Regions from separate parts of the Homo sapiens genome. Here all the other regions are linked to region 1. A link is a contact called in ENCODE Hi-C data. All regions are on one chromosome and are shown on one strand. Each heading gives the region's core, a stretch centred on a gene start or an enhancer-like site at or near the end of the contact. The rest is flanking DNA. Distances are from core to core; before and after follow the strand shown.

Region 1 (2,616 bases), core at 59-2,558:
AGCAGTTAAGAACTTGGACTCTGGAGCCAAATTGAGCAGCTCCCCACTGAGTGGCTATGACCTCTCTGCCAGTTGGGCAGGCCTCTCCGTAACTCAATTTCTCGTCCATAAAGAGAGAGACAAATAACGCCTACTCCAGAAGATTGTTGTGAACACAGAACCAAAACGTGGACCTTTCAAAGTCCCTATGAATCATAAATCATAATAAAAAAAAGAAAACTGAATTGAAAAGGTTTACTGTTTTCTCTGGAGCTCGTAATCACAATTACTCTGCACTTCAGAAAAGCCACCCTCAACATTTGTTTTCTAGGAAATGTCAATAAGCAGGTGGAAATAAAATGCTCCGAAGAACAAACCCGTACGAAGAGACCTACTGCCAAATCTGCTAGTGAGTGCCGGCAATCCACCACTTCCAGACTGAGACCTAAGACGGACTGCCACTTACTTCTCAGCTGCCACTTACTTCTCAGCTGGCGACATAATGCATACTTTCCTACCCTAAGCACTTTGAGTCCCCCCCCCCACCCCCGCTAAGAAAGAAGTATTTAAGCCACGAACTGAGACCACGATGCCACATGCTGATCAGGACACTCACAGTCATGCGTCACTTAACGATGGAGATCCGTTCTGAGAAATGGAGAAATGTCCCCTTAGGCAATTTCTTCGGGCAGTAGAAACCCAGACAAACCCAGATGACACAGCCTACTGCTCTTAGGTCATGAACCTGTACAGCCTGTCACTGCACTGAACACTGCAGGCAACCGTAGCATACTAGTGAGTATCTGCGTATCTAACCATAAAAAAAGGTACAGTAAGAAGACGATATTATAATCTTTGAGACCACGCTGTCCCACATTGACCAGCAACGTCCTTCTGCAGCGCATAATCGTATTTAAAAGTGGATTACAAGAGTCGGAAAAACAAGCGGCGTGATTTGTTGTGGCGGCAACCAGGGAAGAGGCAGGAGAAAGGCAACCGACGAGTTCAAACCACGGAGCCCCAGTCTCGCGACCCCACCTCGCGTCCCCGTCGCCCGCTCAGGGCCCGACGCAGGGGTCCCGGGCTAGGGCGACCTCGGAGAAGCGGGGCGGGGCTTCCCGGCTGGGGCGGATCCCTCCCTCCCTCTCGTCCCGACCCGGCCGCAGCCCTGCCGCGAACGACGGTACCTGAGGACGGCCCCAGATCCGCGGTGCCCATCTCAGCCCTGCTCACACCCTGCATGACAAGGGGTAGGAGAAAGAGGAGAGCCATGCTGCTACCGACGGTCGCTGGCTCCAACCCCGAGCGCCTGCGGGACCAGCCCAGCACTGCCCTCCAGCCCCGGCCTTACGTCACTTCCGTCACCGGGGTCTGTGCCGGCGTCGGCAGGAGGCGGGACCAGGGCGTGGGCGGGGTCAAGTCCGGGAAGCCGCAGGAGGCGGACTCAGGCGCAGCACCCAGCAGTGAGCACGGCGTCGTGCGGTCGGGACCTGGACTTCTGGGTGTGGGAGGAATTTGAGTGCAAAGGTTAAGGTCTTTCAACCTGGCACCCCATTCTGCAATTCTTCTTCCAGTTTTTTTCGGTTTCCTGGGGTTGTGCAAGTTTGCATTAGGCCACAGCCGAGCCACAATCCTTATTTTACTAACTCTTGGACTTCACCTGGTTGTCTTGGAGCCTGACATTTTTAGAAGAGAATGAGACTTCAAAAGCCATTTCCAGTCCCTGCTTTTTCATTTGAGGAACCTGAGACTTAGCTAGTGAAATGGTTTGTGCAGATTCCCACAGCCCAAATCAAATCGGCTTGACCAAGAACTACTTTGTTCTTGGAGAAAAAAACTATTTGCATTACCTTCTCAGCAATTCAGTGTCAAATCAGTTTATCAGGCAGCCTCTCATGAAGAGGTCTGCTCTCTTACCTCTCTGGGTTTGTCTGTTATTTTGCATCTCTCCTATTCCACTGCAGCCACATTGCTAAGTCCTTCAGCGCTTGTGCTCAAACATGCGAATGTCTAATGATCTCACCTGTTTCAATTCTCTGAGTATCATGAACTTTTGTTAAAAATTTTAAATTGCAACACACCTTCTCCTCCTCCTTACCCCGCCCTACTGTTTTTTCATGGCACTTTTCACCTTGCTGTACACTATAATATACACCTTGATATTTGTTTTCTTCTCCTTCTAAAATGTAAGCTCCGTAGAGCTGACATCTTTACTTGGCACTCAATTAGTATTTGTTGAGTGAAAGACTGCATGATTACTAGTGTTAAGGAAAATTTTTAAAGAGGGAAAATCCTTATAAAGACACTATATAAACTAGAGGTATTATCAGCCAGATCATTTTACTTGTATTAATAAATCTCTTAGCTCAGTACTTCTCAAACTTCAACATACATGTGAACCATCTGGGGATCTTGATAAAATGCAGATTTGGATTCAGTAGTTCTAATTCAGGTTGGGTCTTGAGATTTTGTATTTCGGACAAAATGCACAGGGGATGCTGGTGCCCCTTTCAACAGGACCACACTTTGAATCAGAAGAATTTAGCTCAATCTAGACTAAGTTTAGGGAGAATATTTCCTTTGATGTGTTTCTGATGTCCACTATATGAAAGACACCTTCTAGTCGTTGTAAGGATG
Region 2 (2,616 bases), core at 41-2,540, 1.8 Mb after region 1:
AAAGATCTTGGAGTCACCTTAAACTTTATCTGCCATGAGACACTTAGAAGAATCAGACCTTTGTTGAAGATTACAGAACAGAGACTCCTTCAGTCACACCCAGGAGACAGGTATTCACCGTAAAGACTAGAATGAAGCGTGGGAAGTGGATGGATCCAGTGCAGCCCCAGGGAACTGAACACTCACATGCCCCTGGGAAGCAGGTCTTTGTTGCTCTCCTTCCATCACTTGGTCTCAGCTTGTCTTTGACTGGCTTCTACCACTTGTGCCTCCACCCAACCTGCTGCTACATTCTCCTGGTTTCTGCTTACTCAAATGTTTTGCATCCGAAGCCCATTTTGGCCCCTTCTGCCTTACCCTCTCTTAGCTCCAACCTTTCTCTTACATCAGACAGCTCCGTCTCTGCATTCTCCACTTTCCATTTCCAAGGGAGTGTCTGATTGGCTTACTAACTATCAGAGTCCGTGTTTGATGAGAACTGTTTGCTCCAGGTCACCTCACAGGATGATGACTACATCACGGATTGTGCGCTCTTGGGTCACGCGATCACTCTTAATTTAAATTAGCTGGGCTGGGGGTGGGGAGGGGGTAAGGAACGTTTTTTGTAGTTATTTGTGCAACCCCTGCTCTAGAAATAGTTTGGGTAACTGTTTCCTTTCCAAAAGGACTCTCTGGGTACGGTAAGCATCTCTCTCTCACACACGCATATATTAAAATAACAGTGACTAAAACAAAGGGAGCATGAATAAATTGAATTATGAAGTTAAATGTATGAAATAATGAATGAACAAGGGAAGAAACCGATACTGACCCAGGGTCAACAACTATCTATGTCCAAGTAAAATTTCTTTGCAGTCTGACAAATTGGCTTTCAAGATTGCATTTTGTTTTGCGAATTAAGCCATTTTTAAGTCATGAGTCGTAGTTTTCTGGAGGCCCCCGGCATCCGGAACCCATGAATGCCACGTTCTTTCTAGCAGCCTTCAGCAATTTGAGGGCGCTTTGTTTCTTACGTTGGGAGAGAAATCCATCAGGAAATCGACGCCCAGGATCAGATGCAGATCCTGGGATCCTTGGCTCTGAGTAGCACGGTGGAAAAGTGAGGTAATCCAGGCTCTGGGCCCGTTTTCCTAGGAGCCCAGGGCGCTTCACCTGTCTGCAGTCAGCCCCTTTCTTGGACGTCTCCTCCCCTGAGTTTCCTCCTCATAGGCTTGTCCCTGGGAGTGTGGGCGGCCCCTTTCTTGAGCGCAGAAACACTTACTTTTCCCCCTACCCTGCTCCTCCTCCTCCACAGCCGTCTTTCTCTTTGCCTCAGCCACTTCCTTCCTTGGCCTCACCCTCCCCAGTGCACTGAAGAAGGTAACCGGGTCCAGACCCACGCGGCGCCAGTTCTCCGGCGGGAAGGAAAACCGCGCAGAGAGGTGCGTGAGCGCCCGGGCAGATGTGGCTTAGGTAGCAGGGATGGACTGGGTGTCCGTGGTGCGCCGCCGGGCACCGCGGGCTGCGGTGAGAGTCGGGTCAGGAGGGGGCCGGGAGGGGGCTCAGGGCGCGCGGAAGCTGCGACCGGCTGGGCCGAGACCTCGCGGGTTGGGGTCCCGTGGGGCGCGCGCCGCCCACGCCCCCACCTCTCGGGTCGACTTCCGCACTCGGCTCACGTGACGTTTCGCCGGCCGGGGGCGGACTGGGAAGCCGGCAGAAATGGAACGATTTTTACCGCGGTGCGACGTGTCGGCTTTGCACTTGGCGGTGGTTCAGGAGCCAGTTCTGCAGAGCTGGGTGGGGAAGGGCTGGGGGCGAGAGGAGAGGCTGCCCCGAGGAACGTGGTGGCCTCAGGGCAGTGGACTCTGCAGCGCCGGAGGTGGGTGCGGCTCTGTGCGCTCCAGATCAGGGGGTGCAGAGTCGTGAGGGGACACCAGGGGCTCGTGGAGCCCGGGGCAGGGTCCGTTTTCGTCGCCCGGGTTGGGTGCTCGCTCTCGCGGCGCTTCGGGGCGCCCGGGCCACGGGGGAGGCAGACCCGCGGCGCCGGGCCGGGAGCTGCGGAGACAAAGACTTCCGGGACGCGGCCCTTCCCGGGCGCCAGCGGTGCCGCCCCGCCACGGGGGGCCCAGCCCCGCGCTCCCCAGCCCTGCACTGGTGCCGGCGGTGACCGTGTGATGATGGGCTGCAGGGCACGGGGTTAGGGGACCTCTACCAGGCAGAACCCCAAGCTGGTAGCAGAATGGCCAAATATGGAGTGAGCGCGCCCCAGACCGGAGGGAGTAAGGAGCCCAGTCACCCTTTGACCCGCACCAGCTGCTTGTCCGCGATTGCGAAGAAGGGCTGGGAAAACGTGCCCAGCCCGAGTGTGTAAAGTTGGTTCCTGATTCCGGACATACCTATTCCAGTAGGCTTTATTTCCTTGGATATTAGAAAATCTCCATGCATTGCCTCCAAACTTTTGAAAAATAACAATGCCCTGAGGGTCCTTAAATACATTCTAAAGTGTGTATTGGTGGTGAGTTTCGGGTTCTGCCCAGTCCTCCGACTTTCCGCTTCCTTTGTGTTTCCCACGCACAAAGCCGAAATCGATTCTGCGACAATTAGAGTGCCTGGCCGTCATCTACCTCGCCTTCCCTG
Region 3 (2,616 bases), core at 75-2,574, 1.7 Mb before region 1:
TTAGTAACCTCTGCAAAAAATCAGATAGGACTTTAAAAGACACCTCTGATTCTTATATATTCCATTATTTTACAACTTCTCCCTCACAAACCCTTTCACAGGAGCGTCTAAGAGATATTACACAGGAAAATTAAATGGATTACATTTCATCTCATTTTATTTTACAGACAACCTGATTATCAGCCAATATGTGGCTCAATATCATTGGGAGAAAAAACTGAGAGGCTTGATAATTCGCTCCTTAACCAAATGTTATCGCAAGGGAAAAAAAGACAAACAAAAATCCTGTATACAAAATTCAATGAATAAATCAACAAGATTCTTCATAAGTAAACAAGATTCTAACTTCATAAATATTATTCCTCATAAACAAGATTCTAGGTATGGTTTAAAAACACTTTTGGTATTTGAATTTCTTTCAAGCATTCTTTAAAAAATTTCCCAGAGTACTCATAAGAAGCAATCTTCCTCCTAACGCCCAAGCAGTAACAGCAACTGTTAATGCAACAGGTGAAAAAATCGTTGGCATCTCTTTCTCAAAAGAAAGGGGAAAGCTTTATTTTCACAATAGATGTTTTTACAGGAATGCTAAACGCAGCACAACCTTTGATAAGGATTCTTAAATGGTCTACATTTTTGTTCTATTTTTATGCATCTCGAAACAACCCTATTAATATAATTTGGCTCTTATAAATATAACAAATTGATCACCTTTTCTCAGACATAATTAAGAAGGCTTTGACAGGTTGAAGATTCAGCCCCAGGTTGACACTCTAAAAGGAAATAAACACACTCAGTACACATCTGATTTAAAAGCATTTAAATAAGAATCGGGAGTAGGAAAGGCAAAGATTGAATTCTCTATCAGAGCACCATGCTCAACTCTCCGGGGACACGGAGACCAGTGAAAGAAGCGCAAAAGTACGGTGAGGACTCTCAGAAATCGCATTCCCCCGGGACACCCGGCCCACGCTCGTCGGTCACTACGCTATCAGCCTCCGCGCTCTCGGACTCCAGCAGCCCCGACACGCCGCCCAGGAGAGGGCCGGGCAGGCCGAGCACCCCGGCCCGCGCTCCCGCCACCAGCGCACCCATGATGTACTCACGGAGAGGGGTACGCAGAACCGCCCGTCCCGCCGGAGCCGACACCCGGAGCAGTGCAAATCAACTCCCCCAGCCTAGCGGCGCGTGCGCGAAGTGAGGCGGCCACGCAGCCACCTAACCCGCCAGCGACCCGTGTCCTGAAAGCAAGCCGCGGCTCTGTGCCGCAGTGCGGACAGCGCGCCGCCTGCTGACGTCAGCGCCTGCCTACGCCGCCGTTCCCATGGCGACCGATGCGTCCCGCGCTCTAGGCGAAGACCGCGGCCCCGTCCCCGCGCCTCCACCGCCTTCTTCCAGGAGGAGGGGCCGTGCGGCGCCTGCCCGGGGGCCCTCAGGCCGCAGGCGGGCGCGAGCTTCAGGGAACTTAGGGGGCTCCCGCCTCCCCGGCCACGCGAGCGGGAACAGTCTCCTCCACTCGGAGCGGTAAGGGACCCGGAAATGCGCGGGTGCCCCTACAGAGTCTTGAGTTTTCCCCGCCCTCACCTCCGAAAATGCTCTTTTCGCCTTAGAATTGTAGCTAGCGCAGGGAAAAACTGACTGGGCAAAGGAAAACTGGGGAGGCTGTCATGGAAGCCGCCCAGAATAAGAAAATGAATGAATGAGGCAAAGAAACAGATTTGTCACTCCCCACGCGATCGCGCCCACAAAAGAAAACATGGTTTTAAGGCGTGGAAAATGAAGTTGTACTACAGACAAAATTTTAAGAAAAAATTATCCACTGTTCCTTTAGAGCTATCTCCCTGTGTGTGAAAAACAAAACAAAAGTTAAAACGCCATCCTTTTCTACACCTAATGCTCCCTCCCACTTTTCTGATTTCTGCCACAGGCGCCATCTTCAGCTCTGAGTCACCAGGGCTGGAAAAATACTAGATGCGCTACTCGTGGACTCGTGAATACACTCGTGAATACAGGCCATTTCCTGTACCTACAGCCACCCGCTGTAAGCTGTTGCTTCATTTGTACAGTAAGAGTTTATGGAGGCCAGCTTTTCCATTCTTACTGACATTGCCACACCTTACAAACTATATGTCTTGTGCTTCCCTAAATCCTGTGAGGAAGCAACGAGAAAGATTACTAATCCAATGCGTACCGAACTGAGCTGTTCAACTTTCCGTTCTAAACATACTCTCCTAGATTTCTATCTTGCTGTAAGCCACCACAATCCTCCCAGTGTTTTAGTAAGAACAGTAGAGTATCCTAAATGCATCTTATGCCAAAGCATATCCATTCTCTCTTTTTAACTTCCTCAGATGGGCCCTTTACCAGTTCTCTGACTCCAGTTTGACTCTTAAATTCTCCACACTGCTATCAGAATGACCTGACTAAAAATGTAAATCGGATAATGGCACTCTCCTGCTGAAAATTTTTGAAAGGCAATCTGTAAGAGAAAATGATTACTTTGCCTAGGATACAAGATTCTCCATCTCCCTGACTAGTTTCATCTCTCGTTAGCTTCTTGTTCCAATTTTATGCAATATTGAATCATGTGTACCATGCAGTTTTATGCAACATTGA
Region 4 (2,616 bases), core at 33-2,532, 1.6 Mb after region 1:
TCTAGCTATATTTATCAATGTGGATAGCTCTCAAAAACACAGAATTTGGTGAAAAAATCAAGTTGCAGATCAATACACAAAATATAATAGCATTCATGTAAAACTTCAAATGCCCCAAACCATTCTACATATTGTTTATAATACATAGTAATAGTTTAAATATAGAAACCTAGATTGGCAAGATACATATCAAATTCATGATCCTGGTTGCCTCTCTGAGGGTGGTAGTAGAATGGGACTGAGAATAGGGAACACCTTCTTTATCTGTAATGCTCCATTTCTTTCATTCATAAATCTGTTCGTTCTGGATAGTGGGTGCGTTGTTTATTCTGTGCTTTTTTTTTTTAACATTTCAATAGTTTTGTTTTTTTTTTTTAAATGGCGGGTGGCGGAAGAACATCCTATCCTAGAAGCCAAGAGACTGGGGTTGTCTTTGCTCTGCCTTTTCTGGCATGGATACAATCTCTAGATATGGTTTCCCCATTAGCTAATGCGGGGGGTGCTATGTGGTGTTCCTCCAGAGTCCCTTCAATCTAAGGACCTGTGAATCTAAAACCTTCCCACCTCCCACTCCAACACCGGGAAGGCTACCCAGACCAGGCAATGAAACGTGCATTTCTTCCCTCATTTAAGATAGATCTCTTTCTCTCAGCCTGCAATTCCTTCTCCAGAGGCTTTAAGTATAGTGGAAGTAGAACTATCTTTGACGACAGAGAGACACCTGCATCAATTAGCCTTTCTGAGCCTCAAATTCCCCATTTGTAAAACAGAGAGTATAACACCTACCCATAAAATTGTAGAGAGGTTTAGATACACCGTTATGTGTAGGGCCCGAACAGAGTAGCTATTAATAGTGGTAACAGACTCTCAATTAGGGGCTCAACATCATGGTCGCTGAACAGAATCACGGTCGCTGAACAGAATCACACTCTTCACGCCGCCTTGGAGCCAAAATTAGTTTAGCCGCGAGAAGTCCGGGCAACCAATCGGAAACAACCAAGGAACAGTTGCATGGCGACACTCTGGTTCCGCCTTCGGGCATGCTCGAACAGCATTCTGGGAATTGTAGTTCGGGGGGGGAATCTAACACTCACCGAGGGGCGGAGTAGCTTCCGGAAAGGGTACTGCATTTCCCGTTTCTACCTCCACTGCACCCGCTTATTGCGTCTTGCTCCTGGGTCACAGAGCCTAAAACGACACACCCAACACGCCCGCCGGAGTTACAGCTAAAGGAAGGACAGGGGAAGCAATGAAATGCCGAGGGCGGAGCCAAGAGCGACACTGGGGGAGCAGGAAAAGGCGGGGCTTCCGCTTGGGGCATGGAGGCTGTACCTCTTACGTCACTTCCGTAAACAAACGGAGCTGCGGAGGAGCGGGTCCCGGGATGTGACCGGGGCTCTGCTTGTGGCTGCGGCGGTGGCTTCTGAGGCTGTCGGGTCTTTGCGGGTTGCGGAAGGGGGCCCCAATACCCTTCTTCTTCAGGTATGTAGTGGAAGCAAAGGAACCTCCGCAACCTGCCCCTTTAGGCCCTTCCCACCACTCTGGTCACTGCTGGGTACTGGGCGGTGAAGGGTCATCGCTTCGGTAGATTGGGGAAGGGGAATGAGGTGATGTCAAGAGGGATGCCCAGTGGTACTGCTTGGAGGCAAGACCTGGCACTTAAAACCACTGTGTGAATAAGTAACTATGAGCAGTTTACTTATTATGCCTTCTCTAAAACATTCTTTGCTGTTTGATATACAGGAAGGGTTTCAGTGCTCTTGTGACAGATGTAATTTTCCAAAAACGAGGAAATCGCGAGTGCTGGCTCCGCAGAATATTGTGGTTTAGACCACCACTGGTTTATTTGCATTGCTTTACTTCCTAGATTTTTTTTTCTTGTACCACCAAGTGTGTATTAGCATCGTTAAATTTCAGGCCAGCGTGTTTATGCGTATCATACATTTTTACAGATCCTTGCCTCTTCAGAGAACTAATCGTCTCTATTCAGTCATCTTTCAAACTCTCATTTAATTTGTGTTGCATGTTGAAACAACACCAGAATTATTGTTCTGTTACAAAAAATGCTTCTTAAAAGAAAAATTGTTAGCCAAGGTTTAAGTGGATTGACACCCAGTGGTATCTGGGATTAGAGACTGGGCATTGGAGCCTTTCCCAGAAAGCCTCTTCTTTGGCAGTATTGTAGCTCCAGTTGTAATTGTCTAGCGTCAGCCAATTTAAGCTCAGTGGTTTAAATTCCAGTGCCAGTGGCACTAAGTCCAGGCAAAAGGAAAAAGAAAAATTTATTGAATTCATCAAATAATTATTTTAAGCGACAGCAATGGGTTTGAATCTTTTTGAATGGTCATGGCATGCCTAAATTAAACACAGCATGCCAAAAACGGCCTAATGTTTCTAGAAGGCAATTTACAACCTGATGAGGTAGAGATAGCCATATAAATTCATCTTATGATATATGAAATAATGAAGTTAAGAAAAATTTAACACTATGCACAAATAAAGTATGGAAGGGGTTTTTTTGTTTTGTTTTGTTTTGTTTTGTTTTGTTTTTGAGACGGAGTCTCGCTCTGTCGCAGTGGCACCATCTCGGCTCAGGGCAAGCTCCGCCTCCCGGGT

Evidence for each region. A loop is a pair of places that touch in the nucleus more often than their neighbours do. Pooled maps may share reads with other maps.
Region 2: a loop to region 1 is called in a map of CD8-positive, alpha-beta T cell, with 9 times the contacts of the local background. The contact joins the promoter of ABRACL here to the promoter of IFNGR1 in region 1. A Hi-C loop is called at or near these places in 1 of 168 maps with a recorded cell type or tissue (CD8-positive, alpha-beta T cell), 1 of 37 single-sample maps with no recorded cell type and 6 of 50 pooled maps.
Region 3: a loop to region 1 is called in a map of ascending aorta, with 3 times the contacts of the local background. The contact joins the promoter of AHI1-DT here to the promoter of IFNGR1 in region 1. A Hi-C loop is called at or near these places in 2 of 168 maps with a recorded cell type or tissue (ascending aorta and vagina) and 15 of 50 pooled maps.
Region 4: a loop to region 1 is called in a map of CD8-positive, alpha-beta T cell, with 22 times the contacts of the local background. The contact joins the promoter of CCDC28A-AS1 here to the promoter of IFNGR1 in region 1. A Hi-C loop is called at or near these places in 4 of 168 maps with a recorded cell type or tissue (CD4-positive, alpha-beta T cell, CD8-positive, alpha-beta T cell and naive thymus-derived CD4-positive, alpha-beta T cell), 1 of 37 single-sample maps with no recorded cell type and 15 of 50 pooled maps.

What each region holds. Positions count from the first base shown.
Region 1 is chr6:137,218,077-137,220,692 of GRCh38, forward strand. IFNGR1 (interferon gamma receptor 1) reads right to left here and starts at 1,309. Exons shown (of 7, transcript NM_000416.3): 1 at 1,167-1,309. The coding sequence starts at 1,251. RefSeq lists silencers at 490-539, 1,000-1,219, 1,260-1,489 and enhancers at 949-1,679, 1,530-1,779.
Region 2 is chr6:139,027,455-139,030,070 of GRCh38, forward strand. ABRACL (ABRA C-terminal like) reads left to right here and starts at 1,291. Exons shown (of 3, transcript NM_021243.3): 1 at 1,291-1,421. RefSeq lists silencers at 1,455-1,614, 1,875-2,244, 2,294-2,484 and enhancers at 2,138-2,432, 2,255-2,616.
Region 3 is chr6:135,496,477-135,499,092 of GRCh38, forward strand. It overlaps AHI1-DT (AHI1 divergent transcript), which reads left to right and starts at 1,325. Exons shown (of 6, transcript NR_152842.1): 1 at 1,325-1,524; 2 at 1,928-2,041. It overlaps AHI1 (Abelson helper integration site 1), which reads right to left and starts at 1,264. Exons shown (of 29, transcript NM_001134831.2): 1 at 1,107-1,264; 2 at 712-773. RefSeq lists silencers at 975-1,034, 1,385-1,604.
Region 4 is chr6:138,772,421-138,775,036 of GRCh38, forward strand. CCDC28A-AS1 (CCDC28A antisense RNA 1) reads right to left here and starts at 1,283. Exons shown (of 3, transcript NR_161205.1): 1 at 1,095-1,283. CCDC28A (coiled-coil domain containing 28A) reads left to right here and starts at 1,349. Exons shown (of 6, transcript NM_015439.3): 1 at 1,349-1,482. RefSeq lists enhancers at 400-1,074, 1,075-1,748, 1,112-1,161, 1,182-1,241, 1,602-1,661.